Regions from separate parts of the Mus musculus genome. Here regions 2 and 3 are each linked to region 1. The links are chromatin loops, found by intact Hi-C in ENCODE. Cell type or tissue: heart. All regions are shown on one strand.

What was found. Hi-C counts contacts between places; a loop is a spot of excess contacts. Peaks named below come from ENCODE experiments on the same cell type or tissue, not always from the same donor. Only the 100,000 strongest peaks of a DNase experiment are listed, where the experiment ranks them.
Region 2: a loop joins it to region 1, with 5 times the contacts of the local background. A loop is called at or near these places in 6 of 42 quality-filtered maps.
Region 3: a loop joins it to region 1, with 9 times the contacts of the local background. A loop is called at or near these places in 14 of 42 quality-filtered maps.

The regions. Positions count from the first base shown.
Region 1 is chrX:150,506,237-150,514,236 of GRCm38, reverse strand. It overlaps a transcript of Apex2 not described here. Among named protein-coding and RNA genes, the nearest start is that of Alas2, 37 kb to the left of the region's middle. In heart, a CTCF peak has its summit at 3,403; no DNase peak of the experiment used is centred here; H3K27ac peaks cover 398 bases.
Region 2 is chrX:152,144,036-152,152,035 of GRCm38, reverse strand. It overlaps Iqsec2 (IQ motif and Sec7 domain 2), which reads right to left and starts at 7,768. Exons shown (of 15, transcript NM_001114664.2): 1 at 6,857-7,768. The coding sequence starts at 7,563. In heart, CTCF peaks have their summits at 110 (motif pointing right) and 4,385 (motif pointing right); DNase peaks (open chromatin) are centred at 3,165, 4,425, 7,605, 7,885 and 1 weaker place; H3K4me3 peaks cover 1,683 bases; H3K27ac peaks cover 717 bases; H3K27me3 peaks cover 4,667 bases.
Region 3 is chrX:151,113,309-151,121,308 of GRCm38, reverse strand. No RefSeq gene overlaps it. Among named protein-coding and RNA genes, the nearest start is that of Tsr2, 21 kb to the right of the region's middle. In heart, CTCF peaks have their summits at 3,686 and 4,322; no DNase peak of the experiment used is centred here.

The DNA.
Region 1 (8,000 bases):
ATATATTTGGGGCTTGTTAGCATTGAGGGATATCATAAGTTGGATTTGCTTTGCTGGTTTGTTTGTGTATTTGTTTGTTGGGTATTCCAATTAGACCTGAAGTCACAATCCTCCTCCTCCTCTTCCTCCTCCTCCTCTTCCTTTTCTTCTTCTCCTCTTCCTCTTCCTCTTCCTCTTCCTTCCTCCCCAGTCCTGAGATTAAAGTTATGTATCATCACCCCAAGATTTTCATTTTGTATGTGTATGAGTGAGGCAGCTATGTGATCCAGGCTGGTCCTGAATTTACAATCGTCATGCTTCACTCTCTCCAGTGTTGGGATTAGAGTGGTACACTGTTATACCCAGCTAGAAAGGTGGATTTGTACAAAACCCTCATAAATGCCACAGGGAGGTGCACTGTGGGAGGGTTGGTGGCATAGCTAGAGGAGTGGAAGGGTAGGGTGGGATGGTTTCAAGTGAGAACAGGTGCTGTACAGGAGAGGATGGGGCAGGGCTGTCCTTCAGAGAACAAGACTTTGACAAAGCCTCAAATCATGATTTTATATTTACCTAAAATTATGAATTATGTAGTGTGTGTGTGTGTGTGTGTGTGTGTGTGTGTGTGTGTATGTATGTGTATTAAACGAAGTTAAGCCACTTCGACTGACATGTTTTCCACTAGAACCATAGGCTAACAAAACTTCAGTACCAGGCACAAGAAACCTCCTTTCAAGTGGTTGGCCAGGGTAGTTCTAGTGACTTCCCAAAACAATACAGATTATAGATATATCCTTTGGTTGCCTCTCACCAGTTAGGAAGGTGGGCTCCTGTTGCTGAAGATACAATACTACACACTCAGAACACATGGTTTGGATAACGTGAGCTGGATGTGAGCTTAAAGATTCTTTCCTGTGGTCTAGCTTTCACTGTTTCAGAAAATACTATTCAGGCTGCCAAGAGAGGGCAACTATTAAACACCCCTACCAATCTGCAACTCCTATGAACCACGACAGTTACCAGCATGGAAGGATAGTAGAAAGATGCAATAAATAAGTGGCTCTCATATCATTGATGGCAACCAATAGCTGTCTAATTGGTCTTAAGGCCCACTCAACAGTAGAGAAATCATATCTGGTATAGGAAACCGAGGCAGCTTCTCCAGGATAATGAGGGCCCGGACTTTAGAAAAGAATCTACTACCACCAGTTTGCTAGATAAGCATAATTCCTTTTACATTCTAAATCTGATCCTTCTACCCACAGATAACTGTAGCTACCCCTCATCAAAGAAGCCTCCCTTTCCAACCAATGGGAGCCGTCAAAGAAAACCACAACTGGCTATAATGTAGCGATCAACAAATCATGGGGAACCCAGCCCCAACAGATATACCCTCAGCACAGCTGCTGCTTTTATATAGCTCAGGGAACATTGCAGAAGAGGGGCTGTAAAGATTCTAAGAGCCACAATAGTAGGAAGCCTGCTGTCAGCAACCAGTCCTAGAAATGGCTGTGTAACAGGAGCAATGGCATTATTGGTGGCATATGTTAACACGGAAGGAGGAAATTTTGCAGGGTCTCACCCCTAGGCAGAGAACTATAGGCAGATATGTTGGGAGAAGGAGAATTAGCCTCTCAGGGATGTGCCCTCTTACTAGTTGCCCTAGTGCTGCATGGTCAGCCTTGAAACCATATACACATAAACAACAACTGACTCAGAAGGGTGTGTGTGTGTGTGTGTGTGTGTGTGTGTGTGTGTGTGTAACAAATATAATCGAACTGAGAGTGGGGATGGAGGTGCTGAAGGGAATAAACGAGAGGGAAGTAATGTATTTTTATTTCAATAAAACCATTTTTTTAAAAAAATTAAAAATTTAAAAAGTTTTTTTGATTTTTAAAAAATATTTAAGCATTTCATTTACATTTGCATTGTACTCTGATAGTTGACCAAATAGTAATACCTATTAGAAATTTGGACAGTCAATAATTTGGCTATATTTTTCTCATTTTAAGAGGATTTCTTGGGAAATGTTTTGGTGCTGGGGTTCATATTTTTGTTGCTGTTTTTTTAAAGGTAAAAGAAATTCTGCTCCTCCCCTTAGCTCTTTTCACTCTACCTGACTCCATGATAAGACAGTCTTGTCAGGAATTCTTCAGACTTAGGGTGTGTGTGTGTGTGTACTGTGTTTGTCTCTCTGTGTGTGTCTCTGTATGTATGCATGCATGCATGCATGCCTGTGTGTCTGTGACTGTGTGAGTTTGTATATGTCTATGTATATCTCTCTGTGTGTGTCTCTGTGGACCCTTTAGAATTTAATGCGAATACACTAGCAGGAGCTAGTACATACAAAGCGTGGGCTTTCCAAAGGCAGGGCTTCCATGAATAGTACCTGCCTCTGTCTCCTCTGTATCTCATGCCTTTTCCCCACCCTTACTTTAGTAAGACAGGAAGGGAAGGGGCAAGAGAGCAAAAGAAGGTGGTGGATCATGCTATGACTAATCAAGAATAATATATCCCAGAAAGAAAGAGAGGTGGGATGGAGTACAAAGAAAGATGTCTGTGCTGCTGAGGATGTGACTAGTCAGGACCAAATTGATGCAGATATAAAGGCAAAGATACATAAAAGTAGACGTCATCTCACTCCCCCTCACCAACAGACTTCGCTAATGTTTGGGGGTGGGGTGGGGTGGACTACAATGGCAGAGAAGTAGACTGCAGTAAGAAGAAAAACCATTTTGCAGCCTGCTTGCTTTAGTCCAGTATTTTTCCATTTCTCTCTTCTCATGACCAGAAGTCTAGACAGGAAGCAGAGGTCGGTTACCAAGGAAACTGAAGCTGAGTGTGCTTGATTGGTTACCTTTGAGATAAAAACAAAATTGCTATTCAAAATGTAAGCTCTTGTGGAGGATGGGCAAATACTAAGCATATAGACGTCTATTAATCCTTATAATTATTTTGTAGGGAAGCATGCACAAACACTTGCGCGTGCGCGCGTGTGCACACACACACACAAAACATTTTCCTACAGGGTTAATTGGGAGTTGCTCTTCAGAAAGACCTTGAATTCTGCCTCTGGTCCCTTCTATTCTTTCTGCCAGCCCCATACTCTTAGTGTCTAATTGTACCCCATGTCTGAGTCTGATGAAATCCTGACAAGACTGTCTTCATGAAGTTATCTGGGGTGGGGGTGGGGGTTGAGCTTAGGGTGGGAACAGAATTTCTTTTAGCTTAAAAAAAAAAAACCCAACAAAGATATGAACCAGACATTTCCCAAGAAATCCTCTTAAAATGAGAAAAATATAGCCAAACTATTGATTATTCAGATGTCTAATTAAGAGGTATTAATATTTGGTCATCTAGCAGACTGCAGTGCAAATGTAATTGAAATGCTTACTTTGCCATTCCTTATACGTTGCTGCCCCTAGTGTAATAAATAGTAACTGCATCTTCTGGACTGCTGAAGGCCATTAAAGTCCTCCCATCCTCCATTTGAATGTTATATACAGAACTTTAGACGTGTATCTATATTTTTCAACACAGTTGAATATATCTGCTAATGTTTTTTATTACAAAAGACGAAAAGAGGTGGTCAGACAGGGCCTTCTGATTCTTCTGATGCGGAAATGATCTGTGGCAACTACTTTCTGATATGTTTGTCTGAGAATCAGTGTTCACTTTTGACAAACACACCCTTTTTATACTCTGAAATAACTTCAGAAGATCCATGCTGATGTCACATGTGTCCTAATAATGAGATTTCCAGGGAATTTGAAAGTTAATGTGAAACCACTTTAAAGTTTTATGCAAACAAGGTGTATTCATATCTGTCTACAGTGTCTTCTAAGATTAAGACTTGGCCGTAGACTTGAGTAGGGGTGTGTGTGTGTGTGTGTGTGTGTGTGTGTGTCTGTCTGTCTGTCTGTCTATGTGTCTGTCTGTGTGTCTCTGTAAGCATATTCCAGGAAGTTGAGCTTACAGTGATAAGAATGCATAATGGGTTGGGGATTAAACCTAGCCTCCTCACATGCCTTAACTGTCCTAAAATTAGCTCTGTAGACAAAGCTGGCTTCAAACTCCCAGAAATTATCTGCCTCTGCCTCCTGGGTGCTAGGACTGAAGGTGTGCACCACCATTGCTTGACTCAACCTGTTTGTTTGTTTGTTTGTTGTTTGTTTGTTTGTTTTGAACACAAATCAGGACCCAGGATTGGCACCAGACATAGTGGGCTGGGCTGTCTTGAATCAATCATTAATTCAAGAAAATGCCCTACAGGCTTGCCAATATGCCAGTCTGTTGGAGGTATTGTCTCAATAGAGGTTTCCTCTAAAATGACTCTAGCTTGTATCAAGTCTATCAAAAACAAACAAACAAACAAACAAACAAACTAACTAACTAACCAGGATAATAAGGATGGGGGACCCAAAGAGACCCCCCAGGACAGGAAGCAAGGTTTTATTAATACAAAGGCTAGAGGCGGAAGGTTTTCTTCCCTTGTTCCCTTCAGCATTTGGTATGGGGATCAGTGTAAGCCATCAGTGATTTACGAATAAGCAAGAAACCCCACAGCCAATGTATGAGGACACAGAAGCTTTTCTTTTCCTTCTTATTTGTAAGCAGCTGTCGCTCAGCTGAGCTGACCCGCATGCCTGTTCAGGAGGTGCAATAAAGGCAGAGCTGAGAGAAACAGCATAGGTTCTTGAGGTTCAGGTATGTCCTAATGGGAATTATTAATAAGCAAAAGGAAGATATATTTTCTTTCATGTAAAGCTTGCTTAACAATTCTATATAAATATGGGCTAAAATAGAGCATGGTTGTTGAAATGAGTCTTGAAATACTTGCTTTTGTTTATTTATTTATCTTGGGTTTTTTTTTGTTTGTTTGTTTGTTTTTGAGACAGGGTTTCTTCATGTACCCTTGCCTATGTGGGTACTCACTCTGTAGACCACGAACTCCCAGAGATCCACCTCCCTCTGCTTCCTGAGTGCTAAGAGTAAAAGCTTGAGCCACCACCCAGCGAGATACATGGTTTTTAAAACTTATTTCTCCCATTACTGCCTGGCTTCTCTCCTTTTCCTGTGTCCCTTTCTCTAATAATTCATTATGTCTTTGTGGTTATCTGTACAGGAAGAATCACTTGTGTGCACACGACAAAAGCCCTTTGAATGAACACGTAAGCGTCTCAATCCAAGATTGTGGGTGTATCAAAATGGATCTGCCTTCCATTTTGTATTATACTTGACATTTTCTCCTTAATGGTTTTGATAGATTCTGCTTTGGTCTCCCTGGCAACGATCTTTATGTCTTTGTTTCAGCCTCTTAGCACTGAACAGCAAAGAGGAAAGTAGGCTATTACCTGTTCCTGGTTGCTAAGCACAGTGTTCCTGCCTGGGCTGAGTCACTCAGGAGAGATTAGAAGTGGAGCGGTTACTAAGACAACGGAATCGCACATCCATTTCCTCTGTGAGGCCCCTTTTCTTCATACATTTATATCAAGTAAGAAAGGGAGGGCTCTGGGATAAAAATACTGGCAGTGAACAAAGAAACAATGTAAAGATGCTTTCCTACATTTCAGTAATGGTGGGATTGTTTTAGGAAACCATTTAAAGAACAAAAAAAAACATTAGAATGAGAAGTTCTTTATAACATATAATAACTGACATATACTTGAGAGATAGCAAAATATAATATCAGGTAATGTCAAAAATAATGGCACTATAAATGCAGAGGGTTCATCTACTGTGGGGCATGAGGGAACAGTGATGTCTGGGCCCCGTCCCCAGAGATACTTATTAAGTAATATGGTATATGGCCATGGAATAAGCACCAGTTAAAAATTCTGTGTATGGAAATCCAAAATGGAAGCTGCCATCTAGAGGCAAAACCAATCTTTAAGGATGTTGTAGCTTATCCACCAGAGGAGACTGCTCAAATGTGGGTTTAAGTCAATAGAAAGTCTTGCTGGGCGGTGGTGGCACACACCTTTAATCCCAGCTCTTGGGAGGCAGAAGCAGGCGGATTTCTTAGTTTGAGGCCAACCCGGTCTTCGGAGTGAGTTCCAGGACAGCCATGGCTATACAGAGAAACTCTGTCTCAAAAAAAAAAAGCCCAAAAAAAAAGAAAAAAAAATTACAAGAAAACGCAATCAAATAGGTGAAGGAAATGAACAAAACCATCCAAGATCAAAAAATAGAAATAGAAACAATAAAGAAATCACAAAGGGAGACAAACATAGAGTTAGAAAACCTAGGAAAGAGATCAAGAGTCGTAGATGCAAGCATCACCAACAGAATACAAGAGATGGAAGAGAGAATCTCAGGTGCCAAAGGTACCGTAGAAAACATTGACACAACAGTCAAAGAAAATGCAAGAAGCAAAAACTCCTAACCCAAGGAGTTTCTACATCCAGCAAATCCAGGACACAATGAAAAGACCAATCCTAAGGGTAATAGGTATAGAAGATAGTGAAGATTCCCAACTCAAAGGGCCAGTAAATATCTTCAGCAAAATTATAGGAGAAAATTTCCCTAACGTAAAGAAAGAGATGCCCATGAACATACAAGAAGCCTGCAGAACTCAAAAATAGACTGGACCAGAAAAGAAATTCCTCTCATCACACAAGAATCAAAACACAAAATGCACTAAATAAAAAATATTAAAAGCAGTAAGGGAAAAAAGGCCAAGTAACATATAAAGGCAGACCTATCAGAATTACACCAGACTTCTCACCAGAGACTATGAAAGCCAGAAGATCCTGGGCAGATGTTATACAGACACTAAGAGAACACAAATGCCAGCCCAGGCTACTATACCTGGCCAAACTCTCAATTACCATAGATGGATAAAACAAGATATTCCATGACAAAACCAAATTTACATGTTGACTTTCCATAAATCCAGCCCTACAATGGATCATAGATGGAAAACTCCAACACAAGGAGGGAAACTATAACCTAGAAAAAGCAAGAAAGTCATCTTTCAACAAACCCAAAAGAAGATAGCTATATAAACATAATTCCACCTCTAACAACAAAAATAACAGGAAGTAATAATCACTTTTCCTTAATATCTCTTAACATCAGTGGACTCAATTCCCCAGTAAAAAAAAAAAGACAGACTAACAGACTGGATATGTAAACAGGACCTAGCATTTTGCTGCATACAGGAAAGGCACCTCAGTGACAAAGACAGACACTACCTCAGAGTAAAAGGTTGGAGTACAATTTTCCAAGCAAATGGTCCCAAGAAACAAGATGGAGTAGCCATTCCAATATTGAATAAAATCAGCTCTCAACCAAAAGTTATCAAAAAAAAAAAAAAAGATAAGGAAGAACACTTCATACTGGTCACAGGAAAAAATCTACCAAGATGAACTTTCAATTCTGAACATCTATGCTCCAAATGCAAGAGCACTCACATTCATAAGAAACTTTACTAAAGCTCAAAGCACACATTGCACTCCACACAATATTAGTAGGAGACTTCAACACCTCCCTCTCAGCAATGGATAGATCATGGAAACAGAAACTAAACAAAGACACAGTGAAACTAACAGAAGTTATGAACTAAATGGATCTAACAGATATTTATAGAACATTTTATCCTAAAACAAAAGAATATAGCTTCTTCTCAGAACCTCACAGTACCTTCTCCAAAGTTGACCAAATAATTGGTCACAAAACAGGCCACAACAGATACAAGAAGATTGAAATAATCCCATGCACCCTAGCACCCATGCACCACGGACTAAGGCTGGTCTTGAATACCATCAAACGCAAGGGAAAGCACACATATCTGTGGAAGCTGAATAACGCTCTACTCAATGATAGCTTGGTCAAGGAAGAAGTAAAGAAAGAAATTAAATGCTTTTTAGAATTTATTGAAAATAAAGACACATCATCCCAAAACTTAAGAAAGCAGTGGTAAGAGGAAAACTCATAGTTGTGAGTGCCTCAGAAAAAAAAAAAAAGAAAAGAAAAGAAAAGAAAAGAAAAGAAAAGAAAAGAAAAGAAAAGAAACTGGAGAG
Region 2 (8,000 bases), 1.6 Mb before region 1:
ATCTAAAGCATGAGAGGAACAATCCCAATCAGTCATATAACTGGCCTAGCCATCTTTGTTTTGGCTAAGATATGATAGGACTGTTTTCACGGTGTTTGTCGCATTTCGCCTCTAGGGGGCAGGGAAGTATCATCTATTCTTGTCTAGCCTTAGCCGATCCCCACCAAGGAGGAAATAAGGCATCTCTTCACCTTTCTTCCCTGTGACACTGGCTCCTGCCAGGGAAGGAACCAAAAAGGCCAAGTCTATTCCCACCCCAAGATGCTGTGCGTGGCCTTGGTTATCTTCTCAATAAAGACTGGATGGAAACAAAAAGGGGAAAAGAAATGGAAAAATTTATAAATCAACAACTTGTAACCAGACTTGGGTGAACTGCATACAGGTCCTGTACAGGACTGCCTGGTTCACTCAAGGGAGAGGATTTTGTTCCAAGGATCAAGAATGTCGCATGACACAGACATGGCATGCTAAGGAGATACAATGATGAGCAGTTGGTCTGTATATTTTTGTTTGGTTGGTTGGTTTTTGGGTTTTGGGTTTTTTGGTTTTTCGAGACAGAGTTTCTCTGTGTAGCCCTGGCTGTCCTGGAACTCACTCTGTAGACCAGGCTGGCCTCGAACTCAAAAATCTGCCTGCCTCTGTCTCCCAAGTGCTGGGACTAAAGGTGTGCGCCACCACGCCCGGCAGCCTGTATATCTTTAAAAGTCTCATCCAATCCTGCTTCTCTGTCACTATATGAATTGGGAGACCACTGGGTGTAAAAGGCAGGAAAGTCATAAGCCAAATGCCTCCAGGGAGCAAGTGGAAAAGGCCAAGAGAATTTTGAAGTTGACATTTCTCTCAAAAGGAGTCCAGAATAAAGAAAAACTGAGGTACTGGGCCATTAGCTCACCAGGACTTAATTAGACATTCATGTGTTTACTCAGAATTGACTGGGCAGCTATGTGTTATGCAAAGTACTTCCAAGTTCTTCGGCCCTTTGTTATGCCCCCTGCACCAAGCACAGAATCCAATACAAAACTTGTACTCAATACATGTCAGTTAAGTCACAGGGTTTCCCAACCTTCCTGATGCTGGGGCCCTTTAATACAGCTCCTCATGTTGCAGTGACCCCCAACCATAAGATTATTTTGTTGCTACTTCATAACTGTAATTTTGCTACTGTTATGAATTGTGATGTAAATATCTGATATGCAGGATAGCTGATATGCAACTCCCAAAGGAGTTGCAACCCACAGATTGAGAACTGCTGTTTTAGAGGCTAGTAGGAGGCACAAGATGTGAACAACTACGGAGGTATTGTAAAAAGCTAGACCTGGGGCTAGAGAGATGGTTCAGTGGTTAATAGCATTAGTTGCTCTTACAGAGGACCCAGGTTTAATTTCCAGCACCCACAATCTGTAACTGCAGTCCCAGGGGATCTGATGCCCTCTTCTGGTCTCTACAAGCAGAGAATGCACACTGAGCACAGATGTGCAGGCAAAACTTCCCTATACATAAAGTTAAAAAAAAAAAGGTTAAAAAGAAGATAAAAAGGATAATCTGCTCATTGCAAACGCCAAGGATAAACTGAGCATTAAGAACAACCAATAAGGGCTGGTGAAATGGCTCAATGGTTAAGAGCACTGACTGTTCTTCCGAAGGTCCTGTGTTCAAATCCCAGCAACCACATGATGGCTCACAACTATCTGTAATGGGATCCAATGGACTCTTCTGGTATGTCTGAGGACAGCTACAGTGTACTTACATATAATAAAAAATAAATAAATCTTTAAAAAAAATGAAGAAGGACCAACAAGGGCTTGGGAGATGGCTCAATAATTAAAAGTACTTTTCGTTCTTCTAGAAGACCCAGGTTTGATTCTCAGCAACTCACATGGCAGCTAACAGTTTCAGTTCAGGGAATCTAGTGCCCTCTTTTGGCCTCCATGGGCACATATGTGGTACACATACATACATGCAAGCAAAAAAAAAAGCCACAGACACAAAATAGAATTTTTTTTAACAAATTAAGGACCACCAAATAAACACAGGAGAGGTGTGAAGAGGTGTTAGCTAATTCAACCTTAAAAATTCAACCAAAGATGAGGGAACAGCATTAGTCAAATCACAGAGACCTGAGTGAGCTGATGATGGCAGCACAAGGCTAACTCAAGTCTGGACTGAGGACAAGGGACTCACAAAAATGAGAGAAGGGGAATCTGTGGACAGAAACAGAAAGACAATGAAAAACATAGGAGCCAGACTGAAGACATGGCTTGGCTCCAGCTATTCAGAGGCTTAACAGAAATACATGGTGGCAACAATCAGGAGGTAATTGTAAGAGGGAACCTCTGTCGGAGGAAAGCCGGAGTCGTGACTATGGTCCATGTCTCTAAACCCCTCTTCTGGCAGGGAACAGTGCATTGAACGATTGAGAGCCATACAATTCTAGGTCTCATCAGCAGGTTCCTTTACAGCTCCTCTCTGATTCCTCATTTCCTCATCTGAGGATAGCAGTAACACCCACCTGGCAAGGGGTTTGTGACAATGAGATAAGACATGGGGCTGCCTGATGGGTAAGAATGTCAAGAATGCTACAGGCTCTGGAGCCCAGCCTGGGTTCCTACTAGCTCTTTTGTAGTCCTGCCACGTATTCACTTAGGGACCTTGGCTGTGTTACCTGAAGTTTCTAGACCTCAGCTTCTTCATCCGTAAAATGGAGTTAATAACAATTTACATAAAGGGATGCATGTGAAGACAGAAGGAATGATTCCATGGGAAGCACATAGAAGGCAGTGTCCAGCACACAGTAAATGCACTAAAAAAAATGTTAGCTATTATTACATAAAGCTGCATAGGATAGTGCCTACCACCCAGAAAGCTGAGACTCAATATGAACAGGGCCTCTTCACCATGCTCCAGGCTTTTACTCTGCCCCCAGCAAATTCAGAGGCCATAGTAGGTAGGTGGACAGAGAAAGAACAGGCAGCGAACGTCAATTGAACACCAAGGGACTGTGCACTTCTTCAAAGCACCTTCCTCTACTGCCCAGGTCCTCAAACAGTGGCCTGGCTCACTTTGGTCCCTCTATCCTCTGAGGAACCCCACCCTTTCGGTTCACTTTGTCCTCTGTACTGTCTATGGCCTGACTAAGCCCGAAACCCTGTCTTCCTGGCTGGTGGGAAGAGGGCTCTGCAAGTGCCAAGAGCATGGTGTTTGCTAAGCCTGGTGGCCCCTCCTGCTCTGTGAACACAGCCAAGAAATATTTGTGGATGACAACAACCCCATTCTTGCCCCAGATCCAGACAGAGAAAGCAAGACTCCCAATTCTCCTTAAACTTAACGTTATCATTTTCTCCCATACCAGCATAATGCTCACAACACGGCAGAGGGGACAATAAATAGTTTCCCTCCTAAAAGGAAAGAGAGACACCCTAGAAAAAGAATCCAGCACGCCAAAGGGGACAGACTTCCCCCAGAGCCTCACCCTGGGATTGCTCTCACGTATTCATTTTCTCAGTAGCCTGGGCCCCTATGGGGAGCATGCTGACAACCCAGCACACGCACATGATGATAGTTCAGCAGTGAAATGGTAGGACTATGCATCGCCCTGGGTGCCAAGAACACCACGCTGGCGTTCTCTAGGTTCAGTATCTAAATGTGAGCTAGCTTGCACAGGGGGGTGGGGTGGGGAGGAGGGAGCAGAGGATAGACAGTTACCACTATACTGGCTTCAACCCACCACTGCATACAGCAGAGATAAAAGCTAGGCCCATGCAGAAAATGTAGGAACAGAGCTCTCTTGGGCACAGGGCACTCAGCAGTGAGTCCTAGCCTCTAGAAATCATTCTATGTGCCAGAACTGTAGTGTGTTGGGGGTGGGGTGGGGGGGGAACCAAGCTTAACAACCAAAAAAAAGATCTCTTTTTAAATCATGGCAGGAGGTGAGAGCTCCACATAAAAAGATCTGAGTATTAGTCAGGATCAACAACTAGTAAGCAAACAACTAAATCCTCATGTAGCAGTGACCAGAAGGAGGTAGGGACTCATGTTGCTTTCTGTCACACTAGGAAGGCCACACCCAGAGCCTGGCAGCAGAGATTCTGGCATTCTGGAACCTGTCCAGAAGAGCAGTAGGGAAGGATGTGGGAGTCCTGGGTAAATGATCCGAATAAGGATGGGTGATGCCCAAAGCAAAGAAGGCCCAGTTCACAGGAACGGGAGCATGTTGTGTTAGTAGCATGACCTCTGATGGACATCACTTCTCAGAGCCCTGGGTTTCTTATGCTGTGACATGATGGTAATGACAGATGCACAAAGGGTTGTTGGGAGAACTGAGTCTGGGGCAGAACAGGCTCCCAACAAGCTACATCTTGACCCAGGCCCTAGTCTTCCTAGTCTGTCCACCAGAGGGAGCCTGGGGCCCAACAGAGCCCAGCCTGTACCAGCTCTGCCTGTCCTCCCCCAATGCTGCAGCCTCAGCTGCTGAACTCCCACCCTGCCTGCCCGCGCTTCCAACAGCAGCCTTCTCACCCACTCCTTACAAACCCAGAACAGGCCTAGCAGGGGAGTCGCTTGCAGCAGCATTGGTTACAGCAATGGCTACAGGTTCTCCTGACACCGGGCAAGGAGGAAGGTGGGAAAGAGGAAGACAGCTGTCTTTTCTTCTCATCAACTCCTCCACTCATTCCAGACCCATCTCTTCTAGTTCAAAACCTGGAGATACCTAAGGCTCTTTTGGCTTTTCCCAGTTCAGTACCTCAGCAGGTCCTGAGGCCAAGACTCCTAGGAGTAGTTAAGCTGTAGGGAACAAATAACATGCCTTTAAGACAGGCAGACTTAGATTCTAGTCGCAGCTCCATTAGCAAATAGTAGCATAACCTTGAATAAGGCCCCTTCATCTTGAAGCCTCAGTTTCTCCCTCTCTAAAATGGAGTTGCTGATGCTCACTGAGTGGGCTGGGCTGTGAAGTCCAAAGGAAGCAATCATAGATAGGCAAGCAGTTAATATGTGGTTGAGAGAAACCCAAAGTGTTATTTAAACCTCTTTATTAGCCAGTAGGAAATGTGATGCAAGGGATTCCAACAAGCAACCTGGAAAGTGTACAAAAAGAAGGAAGGAGTCAGAAGCAGGCCCGCAAGGATGGCAGAAGGGCAAATGGGCTTCCAGCCAGCCAAGAAAATCAGACCTGATGTCTGCAGGGTAGAGAATCTGAGAGCAATGGAATTCGGAAATTGAGAAAGATTCAGGTCTTTTCATTGGGCTTAATGCTCAAATCAGGAACTATATGCTTCCTCCAGCTCTCTCAGACCCCCTTTAGACTTCAACTGGACCACTCAGGCCAGCCACCACCCCCATCCCTTGAGGCAATGTACTGCATCACAACTGGCTAGGTTGAAAAGTTCTCTTGATTTTATCTCAGATGTTCCCTCTGTTCCTGGATCTGCCCCCTGGAGCCATACATATTGAGGTTGCTCCCTCCATCACAGGCCTGACCCCTCTAGAGAAGTCTGCAACCAGGCTCAAGGACCACAATGCCCCATCCAGTCTTTCTCTGCCCCCCATTCTGGGGCTGTCCTTCTACCTCAACACTCAGCTGAGGGTGCACTGCAGTGGAGCCCAGCCAAGCCCTCAAGCTGCAGCTGCTGCTCCTGGGGCCCAGCCATCTCAACCCAGCACCCCAGCCTGCTGCCTCACCATGGGGGAGTTGCAGAGAGCTGTCTCCCGGCAGATTTCCTGAGGCAGAAGGCTTCCCCACCCCCAGCCCAGCCTCCAAGAGACACTCCACTAGTTGTGGCACATGGTAGGACCAGCTGAGCAGTGAGAGGAGGGGGAAGCCTGTCCATTTGCTAAAGGACTTCAGACTTGCTCTTTGGTGTGGTTGGGTTAGTAACATACCCATTGAATCTCAGTTGGCAGTCCCTGGCTTTAAAAAAAATATCTAGGGGAAATCATAGACTGGCAAAAGAAGGGACTCAGTCAAGGTCACAAAGCCAATCTGCAACAGAGCTGGAAGGGGACGCCAGTTCTCCCATCTCCCAATTCAATGTTCTTTTCAGTATAGCAGTAAAGCAATAGGAGGGCCTTTAGGGCATCCCTGTGAGCCTTCGTGCCCTTGACTCACAGCCTAATACATTTATCCCAATCAGCACACAATGGGATCTACATAGGAAAAGTAGATCCTGTCCATGTCCCATCAACTCAGAAAATATTCCTAACCTGTCTCAGACACATGTACAAACCCCAGCACAGGTCTGAAGCTGATCCAACAGATGGGAGATCTATGGACTTCCCTTCCTGGTAGGGCTCTTTAAATGGGTGTTGTTTTTCTTGAAGGGTGGAGACCAGCTGGACTTTGAGAAACTAACCAAGGGCCTAGCCTCCATCTTTGCTCCCCCATCTTTGCCACCATCACCCCCCCTCCCCATGCCAAGATGTGCTGCAGTTCCATTCTGGTCCCCACCTGCCTCGAGACGAGATCACCCCCCCCCAAAAAAAAAAGGTGTGTAGGAGTGTTTCTCTCTTTAGGGGGCTTGAGTTGATACCACCTCTGTCTAAAAATTATTTAATCCATCCTCTGGAAAGGATACAGCTAGGGGCTGAAGAAGTGGAGGGAGGTAGTGGGAATTGCTTTAGTCTCTAACTGGCTTTGGTTCTACAGGGAAAAGAAGCCCGCACTCGTCTGACCAAACCAATGTGTGGTGGCTAGGGAAAGCATGTCAGCCGGTTGAGGAGAACCTTCTCCCGATTGGGACAGGCGAAGCAGGAAATGGGATCAGGCATGGGCTTCATATACTTTATCTGCCAGCTAAGTTGGAGAGGGATCTAGAGGGAAAGGAATGGGTGGGGTGGGGGCCGCAAACACATTCCTTACTTTCTCTGGAGGGTTGTAGCCGGGCTGGTGCTGGTACTGGTGCTGTGACCTCCGCCAGCGCCAGGACTGGAGCTTCTGGATGCGCCACGACTCAACTGGCCCCGCTCCCGCGGTGGCCGCTGCCCCACGCCCACCGCCGCGGAATAGCCGGCTTCCTTCTCGCGGCCCGGGTGCGCTGGCCCAGCCTCCCTCCCGCCACGCTCGCGACCCAGGGCTGGGTTCTCATGGTGCAGGTGGCATTGGGCCACGTCGCGCTCGCGGGCTGTGTAACCGGTAGTGTCCTGAAGTTGATAGGAGGCTTCTCGCTCCTTATCCCGATAGATAGCTTCCCGGTTCTGGTAAGCGCCATCCCGGTTCGGGTAGCCCACGTCCCGGGACGCCTGGTGGAACTGGCTCTCCCGCAGCTCGCGGTGGTGGAACTGGGTCTCACGCAGGTTCTGGTACTGGCTTTCGCGGCCAGGACTATCCCGTGCGCCAAGGGGGTCCCGGTGCAGTTCCCCACGGTGCAGCTGGCTCTCCTCCCGCAGGTCGCGGTTCTCCTGGGTGAGCTGGTCCAACTGGCCCTCCAGCTCTTCTATGCGCCGCCGCTGGGTCTCCAACAGCTGCTGCTGACTCTCGATGATGTTGTTCAGCTCCAGCAGGTACTCCACCGCCCGGTTGGGGCTCTCAGATCCCGGGCCACCCGGAGGACCGGACCCCGCCTCCATCCTGGCGGCCCAGGGACAGGGGAACGGGCAGGAGAGCCCAGTCCCCGCTCGCTCACGGCGCCACCCTCCCCCGGGCCCAGCCGGGGGAGGGGGCCGGCGGGACGCGAGGGCGCGCACCGGGCTCGGGGGCCCGGGGGCCCTAGGGGGCCCGGGAGACAGCGCTGGGGCCGGCGGCACGGGGCGCAGGAGCTAAGGCTACCGCCGCCGCCGCCGCCGCCGCCACCACCACCGCCACCGCCACCGCCAGGGCTCGGAAGGACGCGGCCCACGGCGCTCCGCCCGCTGCGGAGTCACTGCGCAGCGCGGCCGCGCGGGACCGCCCCGGCCGCCGGCCCGCCCCCCGCCCCTGCCCCCACCCAGCTCTCCCGACCCGCCCCCGCGCGCCCCACCTGCAGTCGCCACCAACACCCTAGCTGGACCAGCCCCAAAGCACTGGC
Region 3 (8,000 bases), 610 kb before region 1:
GCTGCATCCTGCCTGCTGCTGGGGTGCCTGGAATGATGCTAGAATACCATTCAGGGGAGGCAAAATTCAGTCCATAATGGTGGTCTTCAGTCCCTGTTTCCTGAAGTGGGAAAAAGCAGAATTTGGAGTATGGGACGATTGCTGTGGTTCCCAGCACTGCAGGCAAACTGCTGGAAGTTGTGAACCAAGCAGGATCCCTGGTCCATGCTTACCCTAAGGGCATCCACACACCTGGCAAGAAGGGGAAGACAGAGCCCAGGATGGAAGTGGAACTTGGTTTCCTTCCTAGTGAGTGCTGAGAGTTCAGAGGGGCTGCAAGAGAGAAGGCCCTCTCCTGGAGATTTAGACGTGGCTCTTAACCTTTGATGAAGAGATAGATGGCCCTTACTTGTTCAAACTGCTGTATTTGAAGGTGGATGTGAATATACACCTCATTCAGGATGAACCAAGGATTAAATACCTTTTTTGAGAAGGAATGCCTAGGAAGGGAAGCTCATTGGCTGAATACTCCGGGCTTCAGTCTTGTTACCCCCCACCCAATACCTGATCATGTTACCCTCTTCACATACCCCATCCCCTTTTCCTTCCGGGTTCCTCCCTCCCTTCCCCCAACCCCTGCTTCTCCCTCCCAAGTGGGACTGAGGCATCCTCACTTGGGCACTTCAGCTTGTTGAACTATGTTGAGTTCTGTGGACTGTATCTTGGGTATTCTGTACCTTTTTTTTTTTTTTTTTGACTAATATCCATGTATTAGTGAGTACATATCATACATGTCCTTTTGGGTCTAAGTTACCTTACTCAGGATGATATTTTCTAGTTCCTCCTATTTGCCTGCAAAACTCAGGATATCCTCGTTCTTAATAGCTAAGTAGTATCCCATTGTGTAAAAAACAAAAAAACAAAACAAAACAAAACAAAAAACCAAAACATTTTCTGTATCCATTCTTCTGTTTCAGAACATCTGGGTTGTTTTCAGCTTCTGGCTATCACAGATAAGGCCACTATGAACACAGTAGAACTTGTGCTCCTGTGGCATGGTGGGGCATCTTTTGTGTATATTTCCAAGAGTGCTATAGCTGGGTCTTCAGGTAGATCTATTTCCAATTTTCTGAGGAATCTACAGATTGATTTCCAGAGTGGTTGTACCAGTTTGCAATCCCACAAGAATTGAGGAGTGCTCCTCTTTCTCCACATCCTCTCCAACATGTGTTGTCACCTGTGGTTTTGATCTTAGCCATTCTGATTGGTGTAAGGTGGAATCTCAGGGTCGTTTTGATTTGCTTTTCTCTGATTACTAAGGACTTTGAACATTTCTTTAGGTGCTTCTCAGCCACTAGAGATTCCTCTGTTGGGAAATCTTGGTTTAGTTCTATACCCCATTTTTTGATTGAGTTGTTTGGGTTTTTGGTGGTTAGCTTCTTGAGTTCTTTATATATTTTGGATATCAGACCTCTCTATCAGATGTGGTAACCCCACATCTGATTTTTTTTCTGAATCTGTAGGTTGCTGATTTGTCTTATTAACTATATTCTTTGCGTTACAGAAGCGTTCCACTTTCATGTGGTCCCATTTATCAATTTTTGATCTTAGAGTGTGAGTCACTGTAGCTCTATTTAGTAATTTCTCCCTGTGCCAATGAGTTCAAGGCTCTTTCCCACTTTCTCTTCTATTAGATTCAGTGTATCTGGTTTTATGTTGACGTCCTTGATCCATTTGGACTTGAGCTTTGTGCAAGGTGACAAATATGGTTCTATTTTCATTTTTCTACATATAGACAGCCAGTTAGACCAGCACCATTTATTGAAGATGCTTTCTTTTTTTCCACTGTATATTTTTGGCTTTTTTTGTCAAATATCAATGTGTGTAAGTGTGTGGTTTTATTTCTGTGTCTTCAATTCTATTCCACTGATCAACGTGTCTGTCCCTGTCCCAATACCATGCAGTTTTTATCACTATTACTCTGTAGTATAGTTTGAGGTCAGGGATGGTGATCCCCCCCCCCCGCCTTTCTTTTATTGTTAAGAATTGTTTTCGCTATTCTGGGTTTTTTCCCTTTCCAGATGAATTTGAGAAGTGCTCTTTCCATGTCTTTGAAGAATTGTGCTGGAATTTTGATTGGGATTGCATTGAATCTATAAATTGCCTTTAGTAGGATGGCCATTTTTACTATGTTAATTCTTCCAATCCATGAGCATGGGAGATCTCTCCATTTTCTGAGATCTTCTTCAATTTTTTTCTTGAGAGACTTGAAGTTATTGTCATACAGAACTTTCACTTGTTTGGCTAGAGTTACTCAAGATATTTTATACTATTTGTGGCTATTGTGAAGGGAGTTGTTTCTCTAATATCTTTCTCAGCCTGTTTATCCTTTGTATAAAGGAAGGCTACTGTTTTATTTGAGTTAATTTTATTTATTTATTTTTGGGGGGAGGGGTCGAGACAGGATTTCTCTGTGTAGCCCTGGCTGTCCTGGAACTCACTCTTTAGACTAGGCTGGCCTTAAACTCAGAAACCCACCTGCCTCTGCCTCCCAAGTGCTGGGATTGAGTTAATTTTATATCCAATCACTTTGCTGAAGTTGTTTATCAGCTGGAGAAGTTCTCTGGTAGAATTTTTGGGGTTGCTAATGTATACTATCATATCATCTGCAAATAGTGATACCTTTCTTTTTTTGCCAATTTGTATCCCCTTGACTCTTTTCATTGTCTTATTGTTCTAGCTAGCACTTCGAGTACTATATTGAATAGAAGAAGCTCAGATCAAAGGCCCAGAAAATGTTTTCAACAAAATCATAGGAGAAAAGTTCTCCAACCTAAAGAAGAAAATGCCTATCAACATATAAGAAGCATATAGAACACCAAATAGACTGGACCAAAAAAGAAAGTCCCCTTGGTACATAATAATCAAAATACCAAAAATACAGAACAAAGAAATAATATTGAAAGTTGCAAGGGAAATAGACTAAGTAGCATATAAAGGCAGGCCTATTAGAATTATACCCAACTTCTCAATAAAGACTCAATAAAGCCAAAGGGTCTGGACAGATGTGCTGTAGACTCTAAAAGACTAAGATGCCAGGCTAGACATAGTACTATACCCAGCAAAACTCCAAATTAATATAGGTGGAAAAAACAGATATTCCATGATAAAACCAAATTTAAGCAATATCTATCTATAAATTCAGCCCTAGAGCAGAAGATGCTAGAGGGAAAACTTGAACCTAAAGAGTGAATAATCCAGGCTCAGTCCTTTCTGCTGGGACAGACTGCTAGCTAGTCTGCTCTCCTGAAGACACCATATCCTGAGGCATCCCAGAAGGTGGTACATGTCTTTAATCCTAGCATTAGGGAGGCCAGCCTGGTCTACAGAGTGAGTTCCAGGACAGCCAGGGCTATACAGAGAAACCCTGTCTCAAAAAACCAAAATAAATAAATTAATTAATTAAGAGGAAAATAGCGGTCACTTTTGGAGGGACTTCCCTTTGCAGAAAGATTTAAGGAATACTGGATCTGATAAGGAATTGTTAGGAATGGCGATGGTGGCATTACAGGAAGTGAGGGGTTTAGGAAAATGGTATTACAGAAAAGTAGAAAATGGTATTGGATGGAGGAGAGGATCACTGAAAAAGAGCAAAAGCTGGGAGACAGCCCTGGCCACTGTTGGTGGCAGCTCAGGGAAGCCCCCAGTGGAAAAGGACTGTTACTGCAGTAAAGAAGGGCTACTTTTGGATTTGTTCAATTATGGAGGCTTACATCTTTGAATATTGAAGTCCCTATCACATTAATTTCACACACATTTGTTTTAATTGGTGGTGGCTCGTGCCTATAATCTCAGCAGGAAGATTGCCACCAGTTCCAGGCCAATCTGGGCTTCATGCAGGCAAAACATCTGTCCATACACATAAAATGAAACTGCAAATTTAAAAAGCAAGCAAAATCAAAGCATTTATTGACCGTCTACCACGCATTATGTTCTGGGACGGCAGGCAGAAGTAAGATGAACTGAGTCCCTGTCCTCTCTGTTTATTCTGGTTAGGAAAAGACAACTAACAATAGCATGGATATGTGGTTATATGAACAAACTTCAACTTTAGAAGTTGAAGTATTCATGATTTTGTATTTCTCCAATTAAATGAAAACCACTGTAGGTTTGGACTTTTATTCACCAACAAGTTGTCCATTACCGTGCTCTTGGATGTTTGCTTCCTCTAGCTTATCCAGGAATTGATACACACAGCAAAGGAGGCTGCTCAGATACAAAGGGGTGGGGACTGAAGGATGTTCTACTGCCATGACTGTCAGTGTATGTCATTGCCACAACGTGTCGCTATTGACCACTAGTCAGCTTCCATCTGCCGCTGCGGGCCTATCTGGCCACTTTTCCTACTATATACTTAAATACTCCTCAAAGACAGTACTTGCTCTGTGGCCCTGGGTTCAGACTGAGGCGGGGTTTGTCTGTCATAAACTCCCATTCTCCCCTTTCCCCACGATTTCCCCAGGCATTCTCTTTCAAATTCTGAAATTCCTCTTCTTGCGGAAAAGAATTTGGTTCCCCCTAAGGACATTTCTATAGCAGATTTCTGTTATTGCTGGTGTTTTTGATTCTTCATTCAAAAAAAAAAAAATCTTCCAAACCTAATTTCCCCAAAGAAGATCCAGGCTCTAGTGGACATTTATGTTGTACTTGGTCTCTCAGGATTCATTAACTATTCTTTTGATAACAGAAATCATGTTGTGGGCAGTTTAGTTTAGGGTTTTGTTTTTGTTTTGTTTTCTTTTTGTTTTGTTTTTTTTTAAAGACAGGATTCTACTGTCTCCCACAGGCTGACCCAGAACCAGAGGTCCTCCTACCCCTACCCCCTTGAATTCTGGAATTGTGTGTGCAAACCCCTATCTCTGTTGGAAGATGGTTTTACTCCCTGGTCCTGAGGATGGACCCCAGGGCTTTGTGCACGATAGGCAGGTGCTCTACCATTGATTTACACCCAGACCTTATAGGGTTATACAAATGACAATATCTTCCCATTGGATATGATTTGGGGCTGTCAACTGTGGTATCCTGCCCTCTAGTAAAATTAAATTAAATTAAATTAAATTAAATTAAATTAAATTAAAAAATGTACACAGGCCCCAAGTCAGCTCAATTTAGATTAAGGTAGTGCATTTCCCAAATTCTAATGCCCATACAAATCACATTGGGGTCTTATTATAACCTAGTTCCAAGTCAGTAGGGCTTGAGAGCCTTTGGGCCTACAAAGCTCCCAGGTGATACTGGTCTGTAGATTATCCTTTGAATAAAACAGAAGTGAACAATAGCTAGTATACCTTCATCCAACTACAGCAACCTGGAAACCACATTCTTCAGTATTCCCTTTCATTCTCCATTCTGGAAGAAAAGGGAAGGGGTGATTTCCGTTCAAAACATACACACAGAGACACACACACACACAAATGCCATGCTGGGCATTGCTCCTCCCATTTCTCCTACACTCTTTCTCTTATGGCATAGCTTCATGACAAAGTACTTGCCTATTGTAACTGAGGTTCTGGGTTCAATGCCCAGCATGGTGTGTGTGTATGTGTGTTTGTGGTTGTGTGCCTATGTGTACATGTGTGTGTGTTTAGTGCACACATTTGGCTGTCTATCTGTCCCCAAACAGCAAATAGCCATGTTTAGTGGCTTACACTTGTGATCCAACTTCATGAGAGATGGTGGCAGGATTTCTGGGAGTTCAAGGCCTACCTGGTCTAATAATCAGCTTCAGACCAACCTGGGCTACAGAGTGAGACCCTGTCTTGGGAGGTGGAAACCATGTCTTGAAAAACAAACAAAACAAAATAACAACAACAACAACAAAAACCCCACTTGATAACTTGATAGCACATGTCTCCCAATAATTGACAAGGAGAGGCAGGAAGATTAGGAACTCAAGGTTATCTTTGGCTACATAGCAAATGGGCTACATAAGACCCTGCCTTAAAAATGAACAGAGTGCACAAGAGATTATTCCTACATAGCAGATTTGAGGCCAGACTGGAATGTGTGAGTTTGTTTAATAAAATGGGTTTTCAAACATAATACTGTCATATATTGAAGATAACAGAAAAAATGGACAAACAACAGTATTCCCATTTACTGTTTAAGTTATTGAAAGTATGTGTTCAAAACATTTAACATTAAAAATACAATAGTTTACTGAAGGCTTGAAAGAGATATATTTAAAAGGTGATTAGAGTTTTTGTCTCAACTTCTTACCAGAAAGTAGATCTTCTAACTTCAAAATATCAGGCTGTAGCAGATTGTTACCATTGATATGATTCTTTCAGAAAGTTCTTATTTCAATAAATAGAAATGAAACACACTTTTCTCTATAAATATTAATCTTTGATTAAAACCCTCATCTGAAATTCATAGTTCATGGATACCATTATAGGTAAGACCCAACAGTTAGAAATTCCAGGAACTTTTAAGCTTTGGCTTCTCCTAGGCAAGAGCTATTGTTCTTTTGGGGTTTCCATCTAGGTCAGTTTCTAGAGGGGAGGAAGCAACACCTCTCCATTGTTCATAGAGTGGCAAACATTTTATTTACATGGCTTTTTCTCGAAGGCTTCATATATTTCTTGATATCAAATATAATGAAAAAAATATGTTCCCTCAAATGTTAGTTTACAATAGGCTTATTATTCCATATCCTGTCACAATTTAATAGGGCCCACCTATACATTTAAAAAGGGGGGTTGAGCCGGGCGTGGTGGCACACGCCTTTAATCCCAGCACTTGGGATGCAGAGGCAGGCGAATTTCTGAGTTTGAGGCCAGCCTGGTCTACAGAGTGAGTTCCAGGACAGCCAGGACTACACAGAGAAACCCTGTATCAAAAAAAAATTAAAAATTAAAAAATAAAAAGGGGTTGAATTGCTAATACATCATTCATTGGAATTTTAAATATTAATCTGAGAAAGTGTCCCCTCAAAATCACTCTGTGAAAATTGACAGAAGTTTAGCCCAGCCTCAATACCATACTTATAACTTTTTATTTTAATTAGAATTTCTTGGTTAATCCTCACAGCAGCCCTGTAATATTTGTGTGAATGTGCCCTGATTATCCATTGAAAAAGCTGGGGCTCATAGAAAGGGAGATATTGGTCCCTAGAAATTATTTATCTGGGAGTCGGCAGAGATTTACCTCATAGTGTTCATTTATACAATGTATGCTGTCATGGATGTTGTGTCTGGCCGTATGGTTTATGCATAACATAAGGGTGTCCAAACCAGAGGATGTGTGTGCTCTAGGCAGAACCTAGGTTAAACAGAAGAAAAGTGCCCTGCTTTTTGAGATAGTGTCTCACTAAATAGCACAGTCTGCTCTCAAGGTAAAGTGTGATGGGATCCCTAGGCTCATGAATTTTTATAGGGAAAAGAACTCTGGGGCTGGAAAGATGGCTCAGTGGTTAAGAGCACTGACTGCTCTACCAAAGGTCCTGAGTTCAATTCCCAGCAACCACATGATGACTCAGAACCATCTGTAATAGGATCTGATGCCCTCTTCTTGTGTGTCTTAATATAGCGACTGTGTACTCTCCTACATAAACTAAAAATAAAAATCAAACAAAAAACAGAACTCTGATGGGGCGGGGGGGGGGGGGCACCTAGCCTTTCCCTGGCAGTTCACTTGGGCTTGTGTGCACTTTCTTCTAAGTTCAGTTTGGGTCTCGGTCTGTGGAGCTGGAGCTGTAGCTCAGGATCTGTGTGAGGGCTCCAGTTGAGAGTTTACAGGACTCTTCTGGATGTTTAAGCCTTAGGTATAGATGTCTCATACACCATCCTGCACTCTTAGACTCACCTTCCTCATATGTAAACTTACCTTCTGGCTAACTCAGCCTCTCACTGCTGCGGTGAGTTCTGACCTCTCATTCTCAGTAAAATGGACCAAGTCTTCAAATTTCAAGTCCAAGTATACCACTCTAATCATTTCCTACTCTTCTAGTTGACTTACCT